Regions from separate parts of the Homo sapiens genome. Here all the other regions are linked to region 5. The links are chromatin contacts, found by Hi-C or POLR2A ChIA-PET in ENCODE. All regions are on one chromosome and are shown on one strand. Each heading gives the region's core, a stretch centred on a gene start or an enhancer-like site at or near the end of the contact. The rest is flanking DNA. Distances are from core to core; before and after follow the strand shown.

Region 1 (3,545 bases), core at 956-3,455, 5.4 Mb after region 5:
TCTGCCATGGTTGTTGGAAACGTAAGAAACATACGAAGCTCAACTTATTGACTCTAACTTGGCCCTGCTATTGATCTGTTACTTTATATTTTCTGGGAAGTTCAATTTTTATCTATTACTAACTTCTCATCTTAACATATTGACTCTTGGCCAGACACGGTGCCTCACGCTTGTAATCCCAGCACTTTGGGAGACCAAGGCGGGCGGATTGACTGAGCTCAGGAGTTTGCGACCAGCCTAGGCAACACGGTGAAACCCTGTCTCTATTAAAACGCAAAAAATTAGCCAGGCGTGGCAGCATGCGCCTGCAGTCCCAGCTACTCGGGGGGCTGAGGCAGGAGAATTGCTTGAACCCGGGAGGCAGAGGTTGCAGTGAACCGAGATGGGGACATTGTACTCCAGCCTGGGTGACAGAGTGAGACTCCGTCTCACAAAAAAAAAAAAAAAAAAAAAACAAACACCATATCGACTCTTACAAATCTCACAAAGTCCACTGCAAAATAAAGTAGGGAATTAATAAACAACTTACCTTGTTCATTTTGTTCTGTTCTTGGAAAGACGGAGACAACTCTGAAGATACAGCTGAGTTAGAAAAAGAGGAATGGGGTCATGAAAGATTTGGCCTGCCTGGCAACTCCTGGATTCTTCCGCCCTAAGAAGCCATACACACCCACTAGGTAAAATGCTTCCTCTGGGAGAGTATCAATGTCCTCTGACACTTTGGAATAGGGGGTAGAAATGGTGGAAGAACACTTCGGAATAGGCGGTAGAAATGGTGAAAGAATAACTCCAACATAATTATGTAGCTCTTGGGCACAAGATTTTTTACCGGGTGAAAGTAAATATTTGCTTCCTAAGGATTTCAATCTCCCTCGGTGTTCACAAAAAAAAGTATAATGACAATATTGGCCAAACAAGTTAACAATATATTTAATGAAGGAACATTAACACTAAAACCATTGTAAAAAATAGGACTAAGCTATCTATTTTCCCAGTAATGTTACTTAACCTCTGGTGAGTGACTCCACAGAAAGCCATAAGCGGCAGTGCTTCAAAGAAAAAATCAGTTTTAATTTCTTCATCTAACTTTGTTGCTATTTCTCAAAGGGATATTTTAAACTTGCTTTGATGTGTGTGGAAAAGTAGACAGTACTGGCTTAGGGGTCAGGAGATGTGACTTAGTCTTCCCTACTAACTGTGATCCTGAACAAGTCAGTGACCTTAACAAACAAAAAAACAAAAAAAATCTTTTTCTTCTAACAAATGAGGCAAAATTAGGTAATTCTTTGTTTTTGTTTTTTTTTGAGACGGAGTTTCGCTCTTGTTGCCCAGTCTGGAGTGCAATAGTGCGATCTTGGCTACCTGTAACCTCCGCCTCCCGGGTTCAAGCAATTTTCCGCCTCAGTAGCTGGGATTACAGGCATGCGCCACCACGCCCGGCTACTTTTCGTATTTTTAGTAGAGACGGGGTTTCACCATGTTGGTCAGGCTGGTCTCGAATTTCTGACCTCAGGTGATCCACCCGCCTCGGCCTCCCAAAGTGCTGGGATTACAGGCGAGAGCCACCGCGCCAGGCCAAAATTAGGTAATTCTTGAAGATCTTTCCTGAGTGCAAGATCAAGTCAGGACAGAGGAACAGCAAATACCAAGATGCAGTGATGGACCTGACTGGAGGTCAGTTCGGAACCTAAAGAGGATGAATGCAATACGTGCAACCGAGTCTGCCGGTCTGGCGGGCGACTGCACCCGCCTTTCCCCGCCCACGTACCGCGGCGCCCTAGCACACGCGCACAGGCTAGACAAGAGAACTGCCCCTCCCGCAAGGCTCAGCGCGCGGACTGCGCAAGCGCACATGCCCTCCTCCGCGGCCCCCACAAATGGGGCGACACACGCTGCGTACCCTGCTCCGTACAGAGGCCGCGCCTTTGAGGAACCGGCCTAGCGTCGTGGCCCACACGCTGCAGCCCCGCCGTCCCCGCCTTCCCCTATGAGGTCCCCGGGCCTCCTCCCCACCACTTGGTACCGGCCCCCTGCCGCCCGCCCCAGGAGTCGCGCGGGGCTCCCTCTCTCTCCCTGCCCAACCCACTGGGGCTTACCCCACTCCCTCGTCGGGTTGCATTCGCCATAGAAAAGCGCGTAGACCCTTGAAATCCCGGGACCGCCTCCCACGCAAAACCTGAGAAAAACAAAAGGAAAGGCGGAAACGCAGACGTAGCCGGCGGACGAGGCATGCGCAGAGCCCACGCGCACAGCTTGATGCTGTTGGCGCCCTACCTGGAAACTACCTTTCCCGTGAGGCCGGGCGAGCAGCCCTTCGGATTGGTAGAGAAGTGCCCCGCTAGGCAGTGGGCAGATGCGGTCTGAGTTGGTGCTGGAACTGCCTGCAGCCCTGGCTTTCCCCGGGGCACTCCAAAGGGATATACTGCGGGGGAGGTCTGTGGGCAGTTTAGACGCAGACGCTCAAGGAAAGGACCGCTGCGTGTCATTTTCCGTTTAAATGTTAGGAAATAGATCTCGTCCATACAGTTTAAAAGACTTTCATGCTATCAGCGGTTCTTTGGGAGCGGGGGAAAAAAGGGGAAGGTGCGGCCGGAAAGCTACTTCATCAAAATGGTTAAAGCAATAAACGGAAATTGTAGCTCAGTAAGGAACTAGACATAATCTGAAAGAAGAAAATAAATGTCACGTATGATTTCCTCTGTGACATTAAAATTGCTTGACTAAATGGAAATACTTTTAGTCTATCTGTACCTTTCTTAGGAAGACAAAATTCCTAAAAGAATATCAACAAATTTTTGTTATGTATTTTTTCTCTTTGATCTTTAGTGTATTCTGTACTTCACAAAAGCATTCTCAACTTTATCTAGAATAAGTAAAAACCCAAATGAACAGCCAGTATACATTTTAAAAAGCAGGAAAAAAATGCCTAAGGAATATCTGTATCTATCTACATCTATCTATATAATATTGCTCTATTCAAAGTAGTTTGGCACCTGCTCCATGGAAATAAGACAGCTTAAGAGTATTCTTTAATGTGTAGTAGATACAGCATTTCAAAACAGTGAGGGAAAGAATGGAGTATTCCAAAGAGCATGTCATTCCGAGCAATTTGGAATGTAGAGATATACATAGATCACACATGATAAAATCTCACATGTATACAATACTTAAACATTTAAACCACTAAAAGAGTAAAAATTTTTGAAAATTGACAAGTGGACCAGGCACAGTGGCCCACACCTGTAACCCCAGCACTTTGGGAGGCGGAGGCAGGAGGACCACTTGATCCTTGGAGTTCAAGACCAGCCTGGGCACTATAGTGGGACCCCCATCTCTACAAAAAACTAAAAATAACAATTAGCCTGGCATGTAGGCAGGCACCTGTGATCCCAGCTACTCAGGAGGCTGAGGTTGGAGGATCACTTGAGCCCCGGGCTGCAGTAAGCCATCATGGCACCACTGCACTCCAGCATGGGTGACAAAGTGAGACCTTGTCTCAAAAAAAACAACAAGGGATGTGATGCCAAAGACAGAAACTATAAATT
Region 2 (3,529 bases), core at 735-3,234, 5.4 Mb after region 5:
CAGTGGCTCACGCCTGTAATCCCAGCACTTTGGGAGGCTGAGGCAGGTGGATCACGAAGTCAGGAGCTCAAGACCACCTTGGCCAAGATGGTGAAATCCCGTCTCTACTAAAAATACAAAAAAAATTAGCCAGGCGTGGTGGTGGGCGACTGTAATCCCAGCTACTCAGGAGGCTGAAGCAGAGAATTCCTTGAACCTGGGAGGCAGAGGTTGCAGTGAGCCGGGATCATGCCACTGCATCCCAGTCTGGGTGACAAAGCCAGACTCTGTCTCAAAGAAAAAAATAAAACAACTGAATTTTCCTTCTTGCAAAAAGGGAAAAAGACCTTTACTCCTCTCTTTTCTTACAGCATTTCCTTAAGAAAACTTGTAATTGTAAATCCCTTCTCTGTCCCTGTGAGATATAGCAAAACTTTTTAAAAAGTAAATAAGCTTCTTGCTAGTTTAACAACCCAGGAAGGTCTTTCTTAATGGCCTTGGGTCATGTCTTTGAAATGTAAGCATCAAGGAAGATTGCACCCCATCTCCCTGCCTCTGTGGTAAACTCCTAGGCTCCTGGCTACCCGCGGTTAACTACCTGCGTGTCATAGAGATACCAGAAACTTTACTTTTCATTTGCATAATGGCAATTAACTAACACTGATGGCTACCCTAATTATCAGGTGAATTTCAGATGAATTATGCATAGCAAATGTTGCTGTACAGTCATCTTACTTGAGGACAAGTTATTTTTACCTTGAGGAAATAGAATGCGTTGTACCAGACCGGCTAATACAAAAAATGATAGTTCTTCCTGTCTTCATAAACTCATTAGTGGGTTGCCTGTGACGCACATCGCAGTCTGGTTTAATGTTTATTCAATAATGTAACTGTTTTGTTCTTTTCTCCATCTGTGGAGAGAATTTTCTGGGTTGGCAAGAGGCTTTATTTTAAATTATTTCCTCAATACTTCCCATCCAGAAAGGTGGTGTGTGTGTGTGTATTATGTGCGCATATTTTTATATGTATATATATGTGTGTTTATACACATGACAATATATACGTTTTTTTCTAGATGATTCTACATGTTTTAATGTAATAAAGTTATTGACCAGGAAATATATAATTTGTTTTACATATACAGCCAAGTCCTCTCTCTGTATCCGCGGGGGATTAGTACCAGGACCTCCCTGGATTACTCAAATCCAGGGATGTTCAAGTCTCTGGTAGAAAATAACCTGATATTTGCATAACCTACACACCTCCTCCTGTATATTTTAAATTATGTCTAGATTAATTGTACACCTAACACAATGTAAATACTATGTAAATAGTTTTATTGTATTGTTTAGGGTATAATGACAAGGGGGAAACTTTGTACATGTTCAGTAAGATAGAATTTTTAAGTATTTTCATTCTGAGCTTAGTTGAATCCATAGATATGCACCCCCAGGATAAGGAGGGATGACTATATATATTCCTTAGTGAAATGATAGTCATGATACTCTATACCATTAGGTTAAAATTTGTGTAAATTCATGAGAAGGATGTTCACCTAACATTAAGCGCTTTTGCTTTTGGGAAGTGGTATACTCGTTTTCTGTTTTAGCTTATACATATTTTGTAGTTTATTACGTTTCGCGTACCGTTTGCACAATTGTGAAAGCTAGCATTCCTAAGAGGAAGCGGTTACAGGGCATTATCCTTCATTACTCCACGTACTCCTGTACCCACGGAGTTCAATCACTTTAACAAAACTGCCCATCAGTGTTCCTTGGAGCACCTCACGGTGGATTTCTGTCTTCAAGCCCAGACGTGCAGGGTGCAGCTCTCCGGCCATCACTGAGCAAGGACAGCGCCCTCTCCCGGAAACCCGACAGCAATCACTCAGGCCGCTGGAGGCGGCCGCGCCTCACGACGTCATCCAAGATGGAGTCGCAGCCGGGCCTTCTGGGAAGCGTAGTTCTGGAGTAGGGCTAGGGAAACGTTCTGCGCATGTGCAGTGTCTTCTTTCTGGCATTGGCGTTTTTTTGGTCTTACGCCCTAGGGTGGGGAGAGGACTCCGGTGCCTCCGGGTCTGGGCTGGGCCGCAAAGGGCGGGGCCTGGGCCCGGCGCGGGCCGGGAGCAGAGGCCGAGACCCTGCAGGTGTGTCGAAGGCTTTTGCGGGCGGGCAGGGCCTGGGAGGCGGGGTCTCGAGCCTGGAAGCCGCCTCCTGGCCCCGGAGCGGCCTCCGCGGAGGGCCCTGGGTGGGAGCCGCCTGGTGGGGAGGTTGGCTGGCTGCGCTGGCGCCCCTGCCCGGAATGGCGTTTGCGCGACCTGCTTGAGGGGCGGCCAGAGGAGGCCTGCGGTGCTGGGCAGTGGGCGCCCGGAGCAGCCGCATTGTGTGACGTGACCGGAGCCGCCATGTGAGGCGCGCTGGCCGCTGCAGACGCGGCGCTCCAAAGCCGCAGGGACGTGGGCTCTGGTCCAGCGTCTGTAGGTGGTCCCAGTGCGGCTCGACGCGCATCTGGCAAATGATGGGGGCCTTTGGGTACTGAATAGGGTAATAGATGTAAAGTATGATACAGGACTCAATAAAGGTGAGCTGCTTCTATTATTACAAAACATGCTGTTTTCATTATTGGCTCATTTAATCATCGTAACCATCCTTTCGACTTAACCATCTCTATTAAAATAAATGTGACTATTAAAGATTCAGAGAGAGAAATCCGTTTACCCACAGTATTAGCAGGTGGGATGTAAATCCTCACTTTTTCCTCTGAGTTAATGCGCCTTGCCACACTAAAATCCAGTCTTGACTTGTATTTAGCACAGCATTTGCCCCTTGAGCACCACCAGAACGTAGCTGTGTGGTGTACTTGAACCCAGTCTCAACCAGGTAGTGTTCTGTTTCCAAAAATGCTTGGGGAATCTTCAGAGCACTTGAGTCAAAAGGTGAATTATTTAAGGCCTTCCTGCATCCTCCAACCTTAGTCTCTTCTCAGAGGACTGTGAAACGTGTAAATTGAAACCACAATTTGAGCCCTCAATTTTGCATTTTACAGGAGAAGCTGGGAATCCCATCCAGCCCAGAGGCTAGTTTCTAAAGACAGGAAATGGGACAAAAAATTTTTTTAAAGATGAAAACTGCAGTTCATCAGTTCCTCCATTTTATGGTGGTGATCTTATAATGCCTCTCATTGGCTGATAACTGAGCTTAGGCATTTCGTAAGCACCATGCTAGCTGGAAGTGGTTTTTGCTGCTTATTTTAGTTTTTTTTTTTGGTACATAATGTACATATTTGTGGGGTACATGTGATATTTTGATATATGCATACAATGTGTCATGATCAAATCGGGGTAATTACAATATCCACCGCCTCATTTATCATTTCTTTGTGTTGCAAATATTCGAAATCTTCTAGCTATTCTGATAGCTAATAAATTATTGCTAACACTTGTAACCATACTGTGCTATTGAACACTAGGACTTAATCCTTCTACCTAACTGTATTTTTGTACCCATTAACCAACCTCTCTTCATTCCTCACTCCCTACTTCCCTTCGCAG
Region 3 (3,735 bases), core at 725-3,224, 8.1 Mb after region 5:
CATCTAAGCGTATGTTTAAAATAATGGAAATCTAAAATAACAACACTAGACACGTCATATGGAACCATAATTTACTAAGCGCGTACTAGAAACCAGACGTTGTGTTACTCCCTTTATACATGGCACTCATTTAATAAAGATGCTCTCCTAAAAAGATTAAACTACCATTTAGAAGAAATTACACGAAGACAAACGAGAAAAATCTTTCCTTTAGCAAAGTTTAAATGTGGCCTTTCCACAGTGGAGAGAATCTTCCATCCTAAAGTGGACAGGAACGAATTATGAAGTTGTGTTCATTCATTCACACAAAAATTTCTTCATATTAGTTCAACCAGATTAACTATGAGAAGATGTTTGGGTTAAAAAAATCACCTTGTCATAAAAAGATACTTCCAATTTCAAATCTTTTCAGTTGAAAATTCTATAAACTATATTTTAAGCATGATGCATAAATATCCCTCTGTCGTTATCACTGAGCAACAGTGCTAATAAATATGTTGCCAAACCAATAAAATAAATAAAACATTACTGCGTGCAGTAATTAGTCTTAGCTTTTTTTCTTTTTGCAAACTCCAGACCAACCAAAAGTCACCTGAATAAATCAGAAATTCATAGGACTGCAATTCGGGCCCATGCAAAAACTGAGACTTAACCCAAAGGTGTCTGACAATCTTTTAAAGAGCATTCTCGGGAGAAGCTATTTGACTAATCCTGGAACCGCCACTCAAAAAAATCATTTTTTAAAAAAAACGGTAGAATGGGAACGGGGGAAGTGGAGTCCATTTGTAAGGTTCCGGGGAACTGACTCAACATGGTTCTCCAACTCGAGGTTGGAGACACCGGGATTCCAAAATGGGAATCCACTCACTTCGCTTTTATAGGACAAACGCGTGCACAACTTGGCTTCGGGCTGCATTCAGGTAGTGCCGGGAACCCCGAGCTCCCGGGCCGCCCCCACCCAGCTCTGGCCGCTCCATTAAGGACGAGGGCCGGCTCCTGTCACCTCGCGACCCACGCGCACACACCCGCCCTAGGCCCGCCGTGCTCGATGCCGCGGGCCTGCAAAGTTTCCGCGGCCGCTCACTTGGGGGTAACCAGCGAGGGGTACGCCCAGAGGCTGCGGGGCCCCGGGCGCCTAGGCTGCGCGGGCGAAGCCCCGGTTATGCACGGGTCGCCGAGACCGGCTGGGCAAGCAAGAGCAGCCGGGCCGCCCCGACGTTGGCTGTGCGACTGTTGCCGCGGGGGCGGGTAGGGGGCTCGGCGGGCCGCACTCACCGTCTATGTTCTCCCGGTCGCTGATGTGCTGCAGGTTGCAGCCCGTGTCCTCGCGGCTCAGGTCCGTGTCTGGCCGGTAGGACTCCAGCCGGGAGTGGGCATTCCTCCGGAGCTTGGGACTGGACGACACGCAGCACGAGGTAGTGTTCCCCATCTTCGGCGGCCCCCCGACTCCTGCTGCTATCCTGTTCTCCCAGTCCCCGGGAGCGGGGCGCGGGTGGACGCGGGGCGCGGGCGGCGGGGGCGTGTGGGGAGGCCCGCCCGCTCGCCGCCACGGGAGGGGGCGGAACGGCGGCCGGCCGCCGGGTCAGCAGCGGCGGCGGCGGCGGGGCCTCGCCATGGGCGGCGGCGGCGGCGGCGGCGACGAGCGGGCGACGGCCCCGGCTCCCCCTCGGCCGGCCTATCCGCGGCGGAGGAGCGCTCGGGTCCGCGCGACTGCGGCCGCCGCGCCTACCTCACCCCGCCGCGGCCATGGCGGGCGGCGCCGCGCAGGCCGCCTCCCCCCCGCGCTTCCCCAGTTGGTGTCCGCTTCCCCGGCGGCTGCGGCGACGGCGGCCGCCTCGGCAAGAGGTTCCGGTTCAAGCCGGGGGCACGCGTGTCCGCGCCGGACGGCGGGACTAGCCGACGAGCGGGCGGGCAGCGGGCGTGGGCGCAGCCCCCGGACTCCTCGCGGCGCGGTGCGGCGCGGCCAGGGAGGATGCTGGCGGCCCTCCCTCGCCAGCGGCGCCCGCCCTCGCCGCAGCCCCCGCCCCGCCCCGTCACCGCCCCTTCCCTCTGCCCTGGAAGCAGATCGGCGGCCGCGGGGAGGTTCGGGGCGGCGCAGCCCCGCGCGGTTGTGGGATCGCTCCCGGGGGCCGCTCCTCTCTCGGGCACTGGGGTCGCGGGAGACGTCGTCGGGAGCTCGGTTTCTGGAGGCCCTTCCCCACCCGGCCTCTGCCTCCTCCACTCCCCCGGGCTGGACGGAACGGGGCCCAGCGCGGGATGCGAGGTGCGTCCCCGGGGCCCGCAGCGGGCGGGAGCGCAGCCAGGGCCCGGTCGGGGACGCAGGCCCAGGGCGCTGAGGCTGCACCTGCCTCTCCGAAACCGGGCTGGCTCTTTTTGTCTTTTTATTTTTCTAATTTATTTTTTTAGAGGTATGATTTCGCTCTGTCGCCCAGGCTGGAGGGCAGTGGCGCAATCTCGGCTCACTGCAGCCTCGAACTCCTAGGCTGAAGCGATTCTCCCGCCTCAGCCTCCAAAGTAGCCGGTACTACAGGCGCGCGCCACCACGCCTGGCTAAGGTGTGTGTGTGTGTGTGTGTGTGTGTGTCTCCAAAGTAGCGAGGACTACGGGTGTGTGTGTGTGTGTGTGTCTCCAAAGTAGCGAGGACTACAGGCTCCCGCCACTACGCCAGGCTAAGGTAGGGTGTGTATGTGTGTTAACTTTTTGTAGAGATGGGATCTCCCTTTGTAACACGGGCGCCCGCCACTAAGCCAGGCTAAGGTGGTGAATGTGTGTGTGTGTGTGTGTTAACTTTTTGTAGAGATGGGATCTCGCTTCGTAACCCGGGCTGGTATCGAACTCCTGTCTTCAAGGAATCCTCCCGTCTGGACTCCTCCCATGGGATTACGGGCATGAGCCACGGCACCTGGCTATTTTTTTTTTCTAAGCATTTAAATAAGCTGGGGCTTGATTTGGGAGTTTTCTATTGTATTTTGAGCTTTGCCGAGGACTTGATAGTGACCTTGCTTTAAGCTGTGAAATAAATCTTGGGGTCCCAGAGCTATTTTAATATTGAATTCGCTGTGGAGTTGTTTTGAGTTCCTTGGAGGTTAACATGAGATAGAAAACTAAGTTAACACAACTCATCGACTGCCCTTGCTTTGCTTTGCTTTGCTTTTAGAATGCCATCGGGTTTTGTCATGTTGGGAACAAGTTAACTTAGGCCAGTTGACTAAGATCAAGGTATGTGAACATGCCTGGCTGGGAGAGAAGTAGAGTAAATGTTGGTTCGCATTCCCTCCCGACGCCCACAATGCCAGCCATCCCTGACTTTTCTTGCCTTTATTGGGAAGAATATAAGGTGGCAGAAACAAACTTCCCACCCTTTTTCCAAATATTTACTGAAGGAGTCTTGAGGAGAGTCTTGTGGGGTGGGGGGGTGGGGGTGGGAGCTGGGAATGTTTTTGAACTAGTTCTTGAAAAAAAAACTAGTACAATAGTACAACTGTCTTAATTTTATATATGAGGAAACTGAGGCCCAGAGATGAAATCATGCCTTGATTTATGCAGACCTCAGTACCTGTTCGTGACAAATCCAGTTACTAAAAGGTAAGAGAAGGAATAAGGGACTTGATATTTATCTAGCATCAGCAATGTGTGGACATCGTGTGAACGGCTTTATAAACATTTCATTTAATTCTCTACATCTAGCCATTTTTTAACCTGTGCTTTCCCTCCCTCTCAAAGTACTGTTTATAC
Region 4 (3,614 bases), core at 811-3,310, 5.4 Mb after region 5:
GCACCTATAAGGCTGGAGTAGCTATCCTAATATCACACAAAATACACTTTAATACAAAAATTTTACTAAGGATAAAGAGGGGAATTTTATTAATATAACAATAAAAGGGTCAATCAATAAAGGAGACATAACAATTCTAAGCCTATGTACTACTAACAGAGCCTCAAAGTATGTGTAGCAAAAACTGACAGAATTAAAAGAAAAAAATATACAAGTCTACAATACTTATTGCAAACTGTAATACCCCATTTTCAATAATGGTTAGGACAACTGGGCACAATATAAACATGGAAACAGAAGATATAGATGACACTCTAAAGCAACCAGATCTAAGAGATATAGACAGAACATTCCACTCGAACAGTGGAGCAGGTATGCTTCAAAAGTACACATGAAACATTCCCCAGAATAAATTTAAAATGATTCTCTGACCACAGTCGAAATTACAAATCAGTAAGACAAAGGAATTTTTAGAATGCACAAACATGCACAAATTATATAACATATTCCGAAGTTAAAAAAAAAAGTTAAAGAAGCAATAAGAAGGAAAATTAGAAAAAATGCTTTGAGATAAAAATGAAGACATACTCAAACTTATGGAACACAGATAAAGCAATCCTTAGAGATTTGTAGCTGTAATAACCATATTTAAAAAGATCTCAAATCAGTAAACTAATTTTCCACCTTAAAACACTTGGACAGGAGCAGCAATACAAAACCAAATCAAGCAGAAGGCAGGAAAGCAGAAAGATTATAGAGTAAAAATTAATGAACTAGAGAACAGAAAAACAATAGCTGATTCCTGGAAAAGATCAACAAAATATACAAACCTCTAGCTAGACTGACATTGAAAAAGAAAAAAAAGAGAGAGAAGGTTCAAATTACTAAAAGTAGGGATTAAAGATGTATTACTAGTACTCTTACAGAAATAAAAATAATTACAAAGAATGGTATGAACAATGTATGCCAACAAATTATTTAACTTCAACAAAATGGGAAAATCCATAAAACAAAAACAACTAAAACCAACTCAAGTAGAAAAAGAAAAATCTGAAAAGACCTACACAAGTAAAAAGATTGAAGTTGTAAATTTAAAACTCCCCATTACAGGTGGGATGCTGTGGCTCATGCCTGTAATCCTACCACTTTGGGAGGCCAAGGCAGGTGGATCACTTGAACTCAGGAGTTTAAGACCAGCCCAGGAACATGGTGAAACCCCATCTCTACAAAAAAAAAACACAAAAAATTAGCTGGGTGTGCTGGCATATGCCTGTAGTCCCAGCTACTTGGGAGGCTGAGGTGGGAAAATTGCCTGAGCCTGGGAAGTCAGGCTGCAGTGAGCCATGACTGCACCACTGCACTCCAGCCTGGGCAATATAGTGAGGCCCTGTCTCAAAAAAGACAAAAAACAGACAAGAAAACTTCCCATTACAAAAACAAAAAAAAAACCCAGGTCCATAAGGGTTCACTGGAGAATTTTATCAAACATTTAAAAAGAATTATCAATTACTCAAAAACTCCAAGAAAATAAGAAGAAACACTTGCCAGCTCATTCTATGATCCCAATACTACTACTCTGGTACCAAAATCAGACATGAAAAAAAATACAGATCCATGTGTCATGATTACAGACATATAAATCCTCAACAAAATACTAGCAAATTTCATCCAGTAGTATATAAAAAGGGTTACATACAATTATCAAGTGTGATTTATCCTAGTAATTCAAATTTGGTTTATCATTTGAAAATCAATTAATACACCACGTAAGGAGAAAAGAAACAATAACCACATGATCATCTCAGTATACAGAGAAAAAGCATTTAACACAATCCAATGACCATCTTCTCTATAAAAACAATCAGCAAACCAGGAATAGAGTTAAACTTCCTCAGCCTGATTAAAGGCATCTACAAAAAGTCCACCACTAACATCATACTAAATAATGAAAGGTACAGTGATTTTACTCTAAGAACAAAAAGAAGACAAGAATGTCCTCTTGCTGGTTACACATCACACAGGAGATTCTAGTCAAGAAAAGCAAGGGGAAGGGGAATTTAGATTGAAAACAAAAGTGAAACTATCTGTATTTGCAGTTGACTACTCATGCATATAGAAAATCTTAAAGAATCTGCTGAAACACTATTAAAACTAATAAAAGAGTTCAACAATGTTGCAGGGTGCAAGTTCACTAACAACAAACAAATCATAAATGAAAATTTAAAAATAATTCTGGCCGGGCATAATGTCTCAAGCCTGTAATCCCAGCACTTTGGGATGCCGAGGTGGCTGGATCACCTGACGTCAGGAGGTTGAGACCAGCCCAGCCAACATGGTGAAACCTCATCTATACTAAAAATACAAAAAAGTTATCCAGGCTTGGTGGCATGTGCCTGTAGTCCCAGCTACTTGGGAGGCTGAGACGCAGTGAGCCGAGATCGCACCATTGCACTCCACCCTGGGCAGTAAGAACAAAACTCTGTCTCAAATAAGTAAATAAATAAAATAAATTCCATATACAATAGCATCAAAAAGAATAAAATACTTATAACTTTAATCAAGGAAATACAGAGCTTATAGTCTGAAAACCACAAAACAATGATAGAAGAAATTAAAGACAGCCTAAATAAATGGAAAGGCACTGAACAGTGTTCATATGGTTAAGATGGCAATAACTGCCAAATTAATACCTAAACTCAACACAATCCCTACCAAAATCCCATCTGCCTTTTTGGAGAAACTAACAAGCTGGTCTAAAATTTCATGTGGAAATTTAGGGAACTGAATATAATCAAAACAATCTTAAAAAAGAAGTAGAAAGTTAGAAGACATACACTTCTCAATTTGAAAATTTGCTACAAAATTACAATAATCAAGATGGTATGATACTGGCATAGAGGAAAACATATGAAATAAAATTGAGAGTTCACAAATAAACACTACTATATATTATGTTCAGTTAATTTTCAACAATGATGCCAACACAATTTAATGTTGAAAAATCACCTTTTCGGCTGGGCACAGTAGTTCACACCTGTAATCCTAGCACTTTGGGAGGCTGAGGCAGGCAGATCACAAGGTCAGGAGTTCAAGACCAGCCTGGCCAATATGACGAAACTCCATCTCTACTAAAAATACAAAGACATTAGCCAAGCATGGTGGCGCATGCCTGTAATCCCAGCTACTCAGGAGGCTGAGGCAGGAGACTTGCGTGAACCCAGGGGGCAGAGGTTGCAGTGAGCCAAGATCGTGCCACTGCCCACCAGGCTGGGCGTCAGAGACTTCCTCTCAAAAAAAAAAAGAAAAAAGAAAAATTACCTTTTCAAGAAATGATGCTGAGACAACTGAATATTTGTATGCAAAACAATCAAAATTATTCCTTTCCTCACACCATATACAAAAACTAATTGAAAATGGATCACAGGTCTACATTTAAAAGCCATTACTTAAAGAAAATACAGGAGTGGATCTTCATGCCCTGGGGATAGATAAAGCCCTCTTAGATAAAGTACCAAAAATACAAGCAACAAAAGAAAAAACAAATTAGACTTCATGGAATGAAAAACTCTTTTGCTACCAAGAACAAAGACAATAAAATGACAACCCACAAATGG
Region 5 (3,774 bases), core at 961-3,460:
AATCCGCCTGACTCGGCTTCCCAAAGTGCTAGGATTACAGGCGTGAGCCCTTTTGGTTTAATTTTCCTAATATTCGATTTAAATTGGCTACTTGAATTTTTCTCTCCAGAAACATCTTTCTACAGCATGAGCTGTGATGCAGTCACTGTATGACTTTTTTTTTTTTTTTGAGACAGAGTTTCGCTCTTGTTACCCAGGCTGGAGGGCAATGGTGCAATCTCGGCTCACTGCAACCATCACCTCCTGGATTCAAGCGATTCTCCTGCCTCAGCCTCCAGGGTAGATGGGACTACAGGTACGCGCCAACACGCCCGGCTAATTTTTTTTTGTATTTTTAGTAGAGACAGGGTTTCGCCATGTTGCCCAGGCTGGTCTCAAACGCCTAACCTCAGGTGATCCACCCACCTCGGCCTCCCAAAGTCTTGGGATTACAGGCGCGAGCCACCGCGCCCGGCCGGCCACAACTTCTTAAGAATACCTACCTATCTGATTTTCGCCCCTTTCCTATGATGCTGAATACCTATCTGATTTTTGCAGGAACTATTTTCTGTAATTTTGCCTCAAATTATGCAGTTTTCTCTTTGGACATTTTTACCTATTCTGACAGCTCCTGCTTTACTCTTTCCATTCTCTTTCTTGGAACTAGCTTTTTCTTTTAACAAACTCCTTCCTTCATCACAATCATCCCACTCATCATCTGACACTATTTTGAGCACTCCTTTACTTTCTCTGGTGATTTAAAAAATAACGTTCAGCCAGATGCGTGGCTCAATCCAGTAATCCCAACACTCTGGGAGGCGTAGGTGGGCGGATGGCTTGAGTCCAGGAGTTCCCGACCAGCCCGGGCAACACAGCGAAACCTCGCCTCTACAAAAAATACAAAATTTAGCCGAGAGTGGTGGTGCTACTCAGGAGGTTGAGGCAGGAGGATCGCTTGAGCCCAGGAGGTCGAGGCTGCAGTGAGCCGTGATTGTACCACTGCACTCCCGCCTGAATGACAGGGCGATACTCAGTCTGGAAATAATAACAATAGTAACAATGTTCAGCTTAACCTGTGATGAGTGCCTTGACATCATCTCTTCATGAAGAAGATCCACCAAAATAAAATGGTTACAATTATTAGCCCTACAATACATCAAAAAAAAAAAGAAAAGAAAGAAAATCTGTCCCTGGCTTAGCCATTAGCCACCAAATCTGTGTGTTCAGGTGCTCTGTGACTGAAAATCTTGCCCTCGACCTGGGTCTGAGTTACATTCTGAGGTTTGGGGGCTTCTCACACCACGGAATTTATCACCTGAGCAACTTCAACCTGACAAATCCCTCCTAACGCCCTGCTCTGAGACCCCTTTAGGCGGTCTCCGGAGTACTCAGTGTACCTTTTTTTTTTTTTTTTCTTTGAGACGTAGTCTCGCTCTGTCGCTAGGCTGGAGTGCAGTGGCGCGATCTCGGCTCACGCAAGCTCCGCCTCCCGGGTTCAAGCGATTCCCCTGCCTCAGCCACCCGAGTGGCTGGGACTACAAGCGCGCGCCACCACGCCTGGCTAATTTTTTTGTATTTTAGTAGGGGTTTCACTATGTTGGCCAGGATGGTCTCGATTTCCCGACCGCCTGATCCGTCCGCCTCGGCCTCCCAAAGTGGTGGGATTACAGGCGTGAGCCACCGCGCCCGGCCTTCAGTGTACTACTTTCCTTATTTTATTTTTTGAGACAGCGCCTCGCTCTGTCGCCCAGGCTGGACGCAATGGAGCAGTCACGGATCACTGCAGCCTCGACCTCCCGGGCTCAAGCGATTCTCCCGCCTTAGCCTCCCAAATTACTGGGACCACAGGCTTGCGCCACCACGCCCTGCCATCGGCTCTCATTTCCTTTTCCCATCCTAGTCTTCCATCAGGCGTCCTTTCGGCGCACATTTCAGTGTCCTGCGGGGCTCACCAGTGTCCTTCCTCCAGGGCCTCAGGGGCAGTCAGAGGGATCTTTCCCGCCGCTCCACTCCCTCCTCCTCCTCCCCCTCCCCCTATCCCCTCCCCTCCCCTCCCTTCTCCTCTCCAGAAACGTCCTCGCTTGTCCGCCTCCACCGCCTCCCCCGCCAGCCGTGTCGGCTCTGCTCCGCGCCCAGCCGGCCAACCGGCGGCTCAGCTCTGGCGCGTCACAATGCGCCGTCGCGGCCCCGCCCCCGGACGCCGGACGCAGAAACTCCGCCCTGCCGCGGTCCTTGCGTCCTTCCGGCTCCGTCGTGGAAGCAGGACTGCGCCGCGTCTTCCTCAAGGTGGGGTTCGGGGGGCCACCGAATCGCTGTCACGCCGGCAGGTAGCAGGGGGTGGGGACGCGGGCTCCTTGGGCTTCTGTTTCCTGGTGTCCAGGGCAAAGGGCTGAGCCGGGCAGTAGGGCCTAGTCGGGGCCTGGCTCGCCGGGAGCAGGAGGGCTTCCGGCAAAGCCGCGTGCGCTCGACGGGCAGGCGCTGAGGATTGGGGCCGGCAGCGCGCCTGACCCCGCCCCTCGTAGGCTCCGCCCCGTGCTCGCAGGCGGGGGTTTCCATGGTGATGGTCAACAAGCCTCAACTGCCTCTGCTACAACTGCCAAGTTCCCCGCGTCCCACCCTCCTCTAGGTGCTCCAAGGGACCACCGGGGTGCCTGATATGAGAGCGGGAGTGTAGAGACTCGGAGGCCGAGGTGAGGGGCGGCCGAAGTCTCCGAGGTCGAAGGCCGCACACCCGGGACCTAGCGGGGACCGGGTCCCCCTGGGGGTGGGGACGGGGGGTGGGATTTGAGATTAGGGAGACTATCCGAAGTCCAGGGCCCCGTACCCGGACTACCTGGGGACTGGGCCTATTGGGGTGGGGATCGTTGGGCTGGGGCTGGGATTTGGGATCAGGGAAGAGCGATCTGAGTTTAAGCGCCGCAAACCTGGGACCGAGCGAGGACTGCACATAATGAGGGGCCGTGGCGCTGAGATTTGGGTGACGGGATTCGAGGTCGAGGGGCCCGTACGTGGGACCGGCAAGAACTGGACCCACTGGGATCGGGAGACGCAGCGTCGGAGGTCGAGAGCCGCACGCCCAGACAGTGGTCCCACGCGGTGAGCACCGCGGGCTGAGATTTTGGAGTCAGGAAAGCGCGGGGAAGGCACGGACGGCCGGGTGCGTTAGTCCGGCCCCCTGGCGGGGAGCTGGCGACTGCCGGAGGGCTCTGAAAGTGAGAACAGGCCTGGCGCAGTGGGAGGCCCAGCCGGGAGGATCTCTTGAGCCCAGGAGTTCCCGACAAGCCTGGGCAACATAGACTGTCTCTACTGAAAAGTAAAGAAAAAAAAATTAGCCACGTGTGGTGGCGCGCGCCTGTTGTCCCAGCTACTCGGGAGGCTGAGGCGGGAGGGTCGCTTGCTCTGAGGTCGAGGCTGCAGTGACAGTGATTGTGCCACTGCATTCCAGCCGGGCGACGGAAATGAGACCTTGTCTCAAAAGAAGTAATAATAGTAATAATACCTGAGTAAAATGAAAGCCGCGCGCTCACGTGGCTGCAGGCGCCTGAGAGTTGCACAAGACTTCCTTGTGGGGAGTTGGCTCCGCCCTCCTCCCACGCCCGGTTCCCGTAGCCTTAGCTCTCGGCCCCGGGCCCTTTTTCCTCCTCGGCTGCGCCGCGTGTCCTCGGAGCGCGGTCCCTGTATTGGTCTCCTGCTCCTAGAGGTATCGTGTTTGTATTTGGGGTGAAAATCTGACTCGTGCGCGCTCTTCAGCTTAGTCGTCCTTTTTTTTTTCCTTTTGTTTGTTTGTATTAAGTA
Region 6 (3,394 bases), core at 170-2,669, 5.3 Mb before region 5:
CCAGACTGGTCTTGAACTCCTGACCTCAGGTGATCTGCCCCTCTCAGCCTCCCAAAGTGCTGAGATTACAGGCGTGAACCACTGCGCCTGGCCGAAATTTTCTTTTCTTTCAACACAGAAAATCTTTCCAAGTTCATGAAAGAATAGCCCATGTGCTCAGGATGGACAGACAGGAAGGGCCTCCCTGACCTGACCCTGTTCCCTACCTCTCTGGCCAGAACCCCAGGCATGCCCCTTACCCGGCTCTGCCACACCAACCTCCACGAGGTCTCCTCCTCCAGACCCTTATCAAGAACACTTCTCAGAAACCCACAGGACTCGGCCTCCCTCACAGGTCCCCTCTCAGAAGACTAGAGCCATCCCCACCCTCCCAAGACCCCCACCCTACCTGCTATTCTCCCACCTGCTGAGCACCGTAGACCCCTGTCCGCTTTGACCAGAGCCTGGCAGGGCGTGGTTTCTCAATACCTATTTGTTAAATAACTAAATGAATGACTATACATAAACTCATATTAAAATTAGTGTGCTCCATGGAAAGGGTAATGCATAGAGCCCTTAGTTATCAAACCAGCCCCCCCACACTTTAGATGAGTTGGGACAAAGGATCGGTTTAGTGTTCTAGAAGTTTCATTTCAGGGGAAAAGAAGAATCAGTCCTTACTGAGCAGGTGGCCCTGCTTAGGCAGAAAATGCAGGCGTTTCAATGGTTTGCTGTAATAATTCAGATGAGGGAAGTGAGCCCAGGGAGGCACCTACTTACCAGAACCCAGTGGAGTAATGACAGGGCCGGGATAGACCAGCTCCCTCTGAGGCCCGTTGGAAATGGCCCTCCAACTCTGCACTCCTCAGAGGCCTATGAGGGAGCTTGGAGGGCGAGCCTCACTGTCCTGTCGGCCTGCTCTCTCCGCCCCCTCGACAACCAGGAAAGCCCGTGTCAGCCCTTCCCAGGGTTCCCTTCATAGCAGGACCCCGAGAAAGGACTTGACCTACCGTCAGAGGTCGAGGAGTGCTGCTGGAGCCCAGCCTGACTCCCAAACTTCAGCAGTGACACACACTCAGGCAGACCCAGGCCCTGGAGTGGCCCTGACCACATGGGCCCCCCACGCCACACACACTTCCTGCTCCCCAGCTCACCTCCTCTCCCACATTCACAAACCCAAACCAGGCACTGGGTCACATGTGCCCCATAGTCAGCCTCCCAGGAGGCAGCCAGTAGGCCCCACGCTGACAGGCGGCGCCCATATGCCCACCTCTAGGCTGGCCTGGCTGGGCCAAGAGCAAGGTGGCCTACCTGGAGGGGTGGCCGTCAGCGCCTGTAGACATCAGAAGGCATGGGCCCCCTATCCCCAGCTGCAGCCCCTCAGGCTCGGGGGAAGAGGACCCGGCCCCACATCGTCAGTCCTCAGCGCCGTTTCACTCTGAATCACTGGAGCTGGGTCTCTGCTCATTTCCTGGAGAAAGCAGAAGTGGAGAGCCGGCAGATGCCTGACTCTGCCCACTCTCCAGCCGACCACGGAGCTGCTGGAGTTCTGGCGGGTGACTTGGGTTCTGCAGCAAGGCCCCTTGGGGCTGGCTGTGCAGCCTCCGTGGTCAAGCGGTGCTGGTTGGGGCCAAGGACAAAATGGAAAGTACAGCCCAGCCCTAGAAGAGTAGGTCTGGATTCTGTGTCCCCTCTTCACTAGCCGTGTGACCACTGGTGCACACCTCTCCTCTCTGGGCCTCTGGCAAAATGAGAACAATGATGGTGTTAGGTGAATCTAATCAGAGGTGTGTTTAAGTGCACCCCTGGACATGGCATGGGTTGGGCAGCCCTCACCCCACCAAGCTCAGAGTTGCCCACTTGGATTTCTTCCTCCCCCATCCTCAGATAGAACTTGAACCACCAATGAGGGGAGTCCTCCTGCGGCCAACACTGAGGCAAGGATGAGAGGACATCTAAAACCATAGAATGGAAGTCTCTGAAACTCAGACTCCAAATTCTCATTCCTCTGAGTATATAAACTAGGCTGAATTATCCATGTCACCTATCCATAACGTCATCTCCACAGTACAAACAAGCATGTCCATTCACACACAATCCTGCTTGTGCTCTGTAAAAGGAGAATTTTGCCAAAGAGCAAGGGCACTTGTTAGCGCTAATGCCTGATCCTTGATCCTCAGTGCAGCTCATCGCTTGTCTCTAGCTCACAAAACCAGTGGACCATGCATGACTGACTGAGAGGCAGCAACAACATCACTTGTTATGACATGGAGTAAAGCTCCAAGATTGGTTTAAAGAGGAAAATAACATTTGTCACAAAACCTCAACCTCCACCAGTGCAAACTTGTCAGTAGACAGCAGCCAAAATAGGAGATCTATCCAGCTGCACTCCAGTCTGGACAGCAAGAGCGAAGCTCCGTCTCAAAAAAAAAAAAAAGAAAAAAAAGAAAAGAAAAGAGAAATTGAAAGGATACATGCAGTGCCAGCCAAGGGAAAGAGAAAACCTTAGAGAATTTGCAGTGAAGTGTTTGTTGTATATGATGAAAACCCCTCGTCATTGTCACCAATGAAATCATAAATAAAATCTACAAGAAGATATTGCCTGAAATCAGAGGCCTATGGTAAGAGCGGATTAGACAGAGGAACTTCCACAGAGGCAGGAAGGGTGGCCAGCATGGGACAGGCCAGGACCCCATGCCTGTGAATGCCCAGAGGAAGCGCGGAGAGTCTGTCATAGTGGGATCTCGCAAAGTCTGCTGGAGGGCCCACCTGCACCCAGGTCTCCTACCTTCTACCCACCCCAGCACCTTGCCGGGTAGCCAGCAGCAGGCAGGTAAAGAGCACTAAATTCAGAGCTAGAAACTCAAGGTTGAAATTCTCACTATCTTAACTGAGATAATTGACATCTTATTTGCAGAATGAATGAATGCCTTGTTAGAAGGAACAAATCAAATAATATTTGCAAGAGAGGTTTTTTTTTTTTGAGACGGAGTCTCGCTGTCGCCCAGGCTGGAGTGCAGTGACGCGATCTCGGCTCACTGCAGGCTCCGCCCCCCGGGGTTCACGCCATTCTCCTGCCTCAGCCTCCTGAGTAGCTGGGACTACAGGCGCCCACCACCTCGCCTGGCTAATTTTTTGTATTTTTAGTAGAGACGGGGTTTCACCGTGTTAGACAGGATGGTCTCGATCTCCCGACCTCGTGATCCGCCCATCTCGGCCTCCCAGAGTGCTGGGATTACAGGCGTAAGCCAGCGCACCCGGCCAAGAGAGTTTTTAAATACTGAAAAGGGCTGTGCAAATGCAAGCTATTATTAGTGAGAGAGTTGCCAAAGCTAAGACACTGAAGCAGCCAGGGCAACTATGAACTGCTAATGTAAATGTGTATTTTTGTTAAAGGGCAATGTAAGATTCTCTG
Region 7 (3,710 bases), core at 388-2,887, 8.3 Mb after region 5:
AACAAATAAAAAACAGCGTGGTTTATTCATGTAATCTGATGCAATGTTCACAGCGGACCTCTCACTGTTCAATCTAGATCTTTGTTTCAAGGGAAAGGTACACCCTCATCTGCCCGGCAAATTAAGTAGAAAGGAAACTGAGTCACGTACGTAAGCCACAGTGTTAAAGGAGCTCTTTCAATTTCAGTGACACTTTGAGACTGGCCCTGTAAGTCCCAATTTCTTAAAATGTGATTACAAACTCACCGCTGCTTCACTGAGCAGCATGCAGGAAACCCCTAAGTGATTTCAAACTCAGGTATCTGATATACAAATAAAACGCAACAGGATCAAGAAACATGCTGAGGCCAGGCGCGGCGGCTCACGCCTGTAATCCCAGCACTTTGGGAGGCCGAGGTGGGTGGAAGGTCAGGAGTTCGAGACCAGCCTGACCAACATGGTAAAACCCCATCTCTACTAAAAATACAAAAATTAGCAGGCGTGGTGGCGCATGCCTGTAATCCCAGCTACTCGGGAGGCTGAGGCAAGAGAATCGCTTGAACCCAGGAGGCAGAGGCTGCAGTGAGCCGAGATCATGCCCCTGCATTCCAGCCTGGGTAACAGCAAGACTCCGTCTCAAAAAAAAAAAGTATGTTTAATAATGTGTTTATTCCCCAGATTCAACAGGCTCTGGAAACCTTACCAGATGGCCCTAAAAAGGCAAGACTCAGGCAGAAGGGAAAATGCGCCTTCCGAGAGCGGTCGCGGCTCTGCCCTTCCCACTCCGGAGACTGCCCGCGCCCGGGACCGAATGACTCAGCTGCGAGGCCCTCCGGCCCAGGTTTTGGGGGAAAACGGGCTGCGTCCGCTTTCGTCTAAACTGCGCTCGTAAAGTGGGGCAGAGGCGCTGGGGGCACTCAAATCCGAGGTCCTTACTTCTGGATTCCTTTTCCTTTTCCGAGTTAAACCGCTCCCCTGAGCCGCACGGCTCTCTCAGGGAGGATTTTCCAACTCGTCCCAAGTTCGCGAGGAGGCAGGCGGGTCCCGGGGCAGCTGAGCGCACGAAGCGGGCGTGGGGCGGCGAGCCGGCGGCCTCGGGGGCGCCGAGCGAGGGGCCGCGTCAGGTGAACTCGCGGCTGCCCCGCCAGTCCTTGGCCCGGCCCCGGGGTCCCGGCCCGCCGCCCACGGCTCCGCTCGGCCTCTGCTGCTCCACCGCACCCGGCTCCGCTCCGCCTCCTGCCTCCACCTCCACCTCCTGCGCCGCGTCGCCCGCTGCTGGGTCTCGGGGCCGGAGCCGACGCACCACTTACCCGCCGCAAAGGGATTTACGTAGCGGACCTCGTCACTGATTACGGACGCGAGGAGGTGGAGACGGCGAGCCCGACCGCCGCTCAGCAGCGGCGCCGCCGCCCAGCAACCCGGAGCCGGCAGCGGCCCCACGTAGTCCTCACGTCAGCTGTGATGCGGTAGCCGCGGCCTCCCTGCCGACCCCGGACCAAAAGTAGCGCTGCAGCCGACCGAACCGCGTCCTCCCGCCCCGTCCTCCCCTCCCCCACGCCGGGACGGCCTCCCGGGGGAGGCCCCGAGGAAAAAAATCCAGGCTCGAACTCCGCCCCCTGCCGGCCGCCAGCAGGAGTGAAGCGCCACAATCCAACAATGAAATGGAACCGGGGAGGGGCGGCGGGAAGGTGCGGGTCAGGGGGCGGGGCCTAGGGATAGGGAGAAGGAAGGTCAGGGGGCGGGGCCAAGAGGAGGAACTAGCCTGGAGGTGGGGCGGAAGGTAGGGGCGGGGGCAAGGCTGGAAACCGGAAGCTGCCCGTGCCGCGCCGCGCGTGCGCCAGAAATCCAATGACTTGTCAGCCAGAGTAACGGCTGTTGTCAGGTCTTCAGGGTCTCGAGGTCGGTTTCTTCCTAACGCCGCCAACCCCAAGCTAAGGTCCGCGAGCGTCTCACCTCTGTCCAGGCTGGGCTGCAGTGGCGTGGTCTCGGCTCTCTGCAACCTCTATCTCCCCAGGCTCAAGCGATCCTCCGGCCTCAGCCTCCTGAGTAGCTGGGACTGCAGGCGTGCTTCTTCTGACTTCTAAAAGCTATCTACATACCTTGACTAGTGGCCCTTTTCCTCCATATTCACAGCCAGTCACAGCTGGTTGAGTCCTTCTCCAAAAGAAGCTTGAGCTCCTGAGACAATTCACCTGCTTCTTAGGGTCATTTATTGCAGTTTATCCCAGTATTTGACTGGAAATGGTCCGCATGCTGGGCCCGCTGGCTCGGGCCTGTAATCCCAACACTTCGGGAGGCCAAGGTGGGAGGATCGCTTGAGCCCAGGAGACCAGCCTAGGGAACACAGTGAGACTTCATCTCTTTTTTTTTTTTTAGATTAGAAAGGTCGGCCGGGGGCTCACGCCTGTAATCCCAGCATTTTGGGAGGCAGACATGGGCAGATCACCTGAGGTCAGGAGCAGCCTGGCCAACATGGTGAAACCCCATCTCTACTAAAAATACAAAAATTAGCTAGGAGTGGTGGCAGACGCCTGTAGTCCCAGCTAGTTGGGAGGCTGAGGCAGGAGAATCGCTTGAACCTGGGAGGTCAAGGCTGCAGTGAGCTGAGATCGTTCCACTGCACTCCAGTCTGGGTGACAGAGCGAGGCTCCATCTCAAAAATAAAAAAAGTAATGGGATATCAGGAATAAAGAATAGCAGCATGGTTATAGAGTACAGTAGGTCCTCACTTAACGATAGGTTCTTAGAAATCATGGCTTTAAGCCAAACAACTTACAGCAGGTCCACAAAAAAATTTTCATTCAGTGTTGTTTTCATTTCGTTATAATATTGATGATAACAAAAATCGGTTTCATTGTACGTTGTTTCACTGAAAACCAGTTTCTAAGAAGCTATTGACAATGTTAAGTGAGGATTTATTATTTCATATCAGTTACTGTAGTGTCAGAGTGTTTTCATAATTTTCACTGAGCAGGACTTAATCTAAATCCAATCTGAACCTTTGTTCAAATCTAATTTTCGTAGGTCAAAGGGAATGTATCCACAACAATTGTCTCTGTAACAGGAGTTCATATGAATCAAAAAGAATCAAAGGAATGGCAATTTCTTATTTGCAAAGTATTTGCTCTACGGTTTCCTTTCTTGCCAGTATTTTACTCCCATATGTATGTAGTCTTAATTATAAAGTTCAGAAAGCACAAACCATATTTTTTTGTTCATCTGTTTTTTTACAAAGATCAATACTGGAGGTGAGATACACATACTTACAAGCCCATCAGTTCATGGCCTCTGCTATACCCTTGCTGTAAGATGTAATAGACTTAAAAACCATGCAGTTGGATCTGGGTTTAAATGTATGCTTGTTAGCTGTGGGCAAGTGTCATATCCTCTTAGGGGAAGCATAAGGTTTTTAAATGGGAAGAAAAATAGTACCTACCTGTTAGGATTATTGTAGATTTTAAAAAATATCTGCCATAAGATAAATACTTAAAAACCTACTCATGTTTACGTTAGTCCAGTGTCTAGCTTTTGGGGCTCCTCACCTAGGTGATAGTTAATTCTCTGTTGGGGAGGGACAACTAGGTCACCTACTTTTCTGAGAAAATACGGGCTGTCAGTCACACCCTTATATTCCCTCCTCACTTCAAAATATCTTAAACTTTCCCTCCCTTTCTGGGTCGGGAGGAGCACCTCTTTTTCCTCTCCGAATCCAACTGTAAGTTAGATGTCAT

The links. Hi-C counts contacts between places; a loop is a spot of excess contacts on that map. ChIA-PET counts read pairs that join two places held with the same protein, here RNA polymerase II (POLR2A). Pooled maps may share reads with other maps.
Region 1: a loop to region 5 is called in a map with no recorded cell type, with 22 times the contacts of the local background. The contact joins the promoter of ZNF33A here to the promoter of HNRNPF in region 5. A Hi-C loop is called at or near these places in 2 of 37 single-sample maps with no recorded cell type and 7 of 50 pooled maps.
Region 2: a map of B cell shows a loop between it and region 5 (15-fold over the local background). The contact joins the promoter of ZNF25 here to the promoter of HNRNPF in region 5. A Hi-C loop is called at or near these places in 2 of 168 maps with a recorded cell type or tissue (B cell and naive thymus-derived CD4-positive, alpha-beta T cell), 1 of 37 single-sample maps with no recorded cell type and 9 of 50 pooled maps.
Region 3: a loop to region 5 is called in a pooled map, with 3 times the contacts of the local background. The contact joins the promoter of CCNY here to the promoter of HNRNPF in region 5. A Hi-C loop is called at or near these places in 1 of 37 single-sample maps with no recorded cell type and 4 of 50 pooled maps. POLR2A ChIA-PET finds 5 or more read pairs at or near these places in 1 of 52 experiments (HEK293).
Region 4: a map with no recorded cell type shows a loop between it and region 5 (6-fold over the local background). The contact joins the enhancer-like site here to the promoter of HNRNPF in region 5. A Hi-C loop is called at or near these places in 1 of 37 single-sample maps with no recorded cell type and 3 of 50 pooled maps. POLR2A ChIA-PET finds 5 or more read pairs at or near these places in 1 of 52 experiments (CD8-positive, alpha-beta memory T cell).
Region 6: a pooled map shows a loop between it and region 5 (6-fold over the local background). The contact joins the promoter of WDFY4 here to the promoter of HNRNPF in region 5. A Hi-C loop is called at or near these places in 4 of 37 single-sample maps with no recorded cell type and 3 of 50 pooled maps.
Region 7: a pooled map shows a loop between it and region 5 (8-fold over the local background). The contact joins the promoter of CREM here to the promoter of HNRNPF in region 5. A Hi-C loop is called at or near these places in 5 of 37 single-sample maps with no recorded cell type and 7 of 50 pooled maps. POLR2A ChIA-PET finds 5 or more read pairs at or near these places in 1 of 52 experiments (activated CD4-positive, alpha-beta T cell).

What each region holds. Positions count from the first base shown.
Region 1 is chr10:38,009,335-38,012,879 of GRCh38, reverse strand. It overlaps ZNF33A (zinc finger protein 33A), which reads right to left and starts at 2,205. Exons shown (of 5, transcript NM_006954.2): 1 at 2,097-2,205; 2 at 530-582. The coding sequence starts at 538. RefSeq lists an enhancer at 1,503-1,682.
Region 2 is chr10:37,975,102-37,978,630 of GRCh38, reverse strand. ZNF25 (zinc finger protein 25) reads left to right here and starts at 1,984. Exons shown (of 6, transcript NM_145011.4): 1 at 1,984-2,125. It overlaps ZNF25-DT (ZNF25 divergent transcript), which reads right to left and starts at 1,876. Exons shown (of 6, transcript XR_930830.4): 1 at 1,626-1,876. RefSeq lists enhancers at 1,741-1,970, 3,011-3,100 and a silencer at 2,011-2,420.
Region 3 is chr10:35,334,748-35,338,482 of GRCh38, reverse strand. CCNY (cyclin Y) reads right to left here and starts at 1,974. Exons shown (of 10, transcript NM_145012.6): 1 at 1,276-1,974. The coding sequence starts at 1,429. CCNY-AS1 (CCNY antisense RNA 1) reads left to right here and starts at 2,059. Exons shown (of 4, transcript NR_186477.1): 1 at 2,059-2,263; 2 at 2,407-2,555. RefSeq lists a silencer at 1,609-2,348.
Region 4 is chr10:38,037,022-38,040,635 of GRCh38, reverse strand. All of the region lies in intron 4 of ZNF33A (zinc finger protein 33A), which reads right to left. Among named protein-coding and RNA genes, the nearest start is that of ZNF33A, 28 kb to the right of the region's middle. Within about 2 kb of position 2,060, at least 6 of the 41 ENCODE cell types and tissues checked have a DNase peak (open chromatin) inside an H3K27ac peak, as active enhancers do.
Region 5 is chr10:43,407,622-43,411,395 of GRCh38, reverse strand. It overlaps HNRNPF (heterogeneous nuclear ribonucleoprotein F), which reads left to right and starts at 2,210. Exons shown (of 4, transcript NM_001098204.2): 1 at 2,210-2,265. RefSeq lists silencers at 1,791-2,020, 2,471-2,590 and enhancers at 2,311-2,370, 3,101-3,440, 2,880-3,483, 3,451-3,500, 3,641-3,700.
Region 6 is chr10:48,682,898-48,686,291 of GRCh38, reverse strand. It overlaps WDFY4 (WDFY family member 4), which reads right to left and starts at 1,419. Exons shown (of 62, transcript NM_001394531.1): 1 at 1,291-1,419. RefSeq lists enhancers at 629-1,169, 1,188-1,487, 2,418-2,497 and a silencer at 2,148-2,197.
Region 7 is chr10:35,124,773-35,128,482 of GRCh38, reverse strand. CREM (cAMP responsive element modulator) reads right to left here and starts at 1,637. Exons shown (of 8, transcript NM_183011.2): 1 at 1,290-1,637. It also overlaps a transcript of CUL2 not described here. RefSeq lists an enhancer at 600-669 and silencers at 1,030-1,169, 1,230-1,749.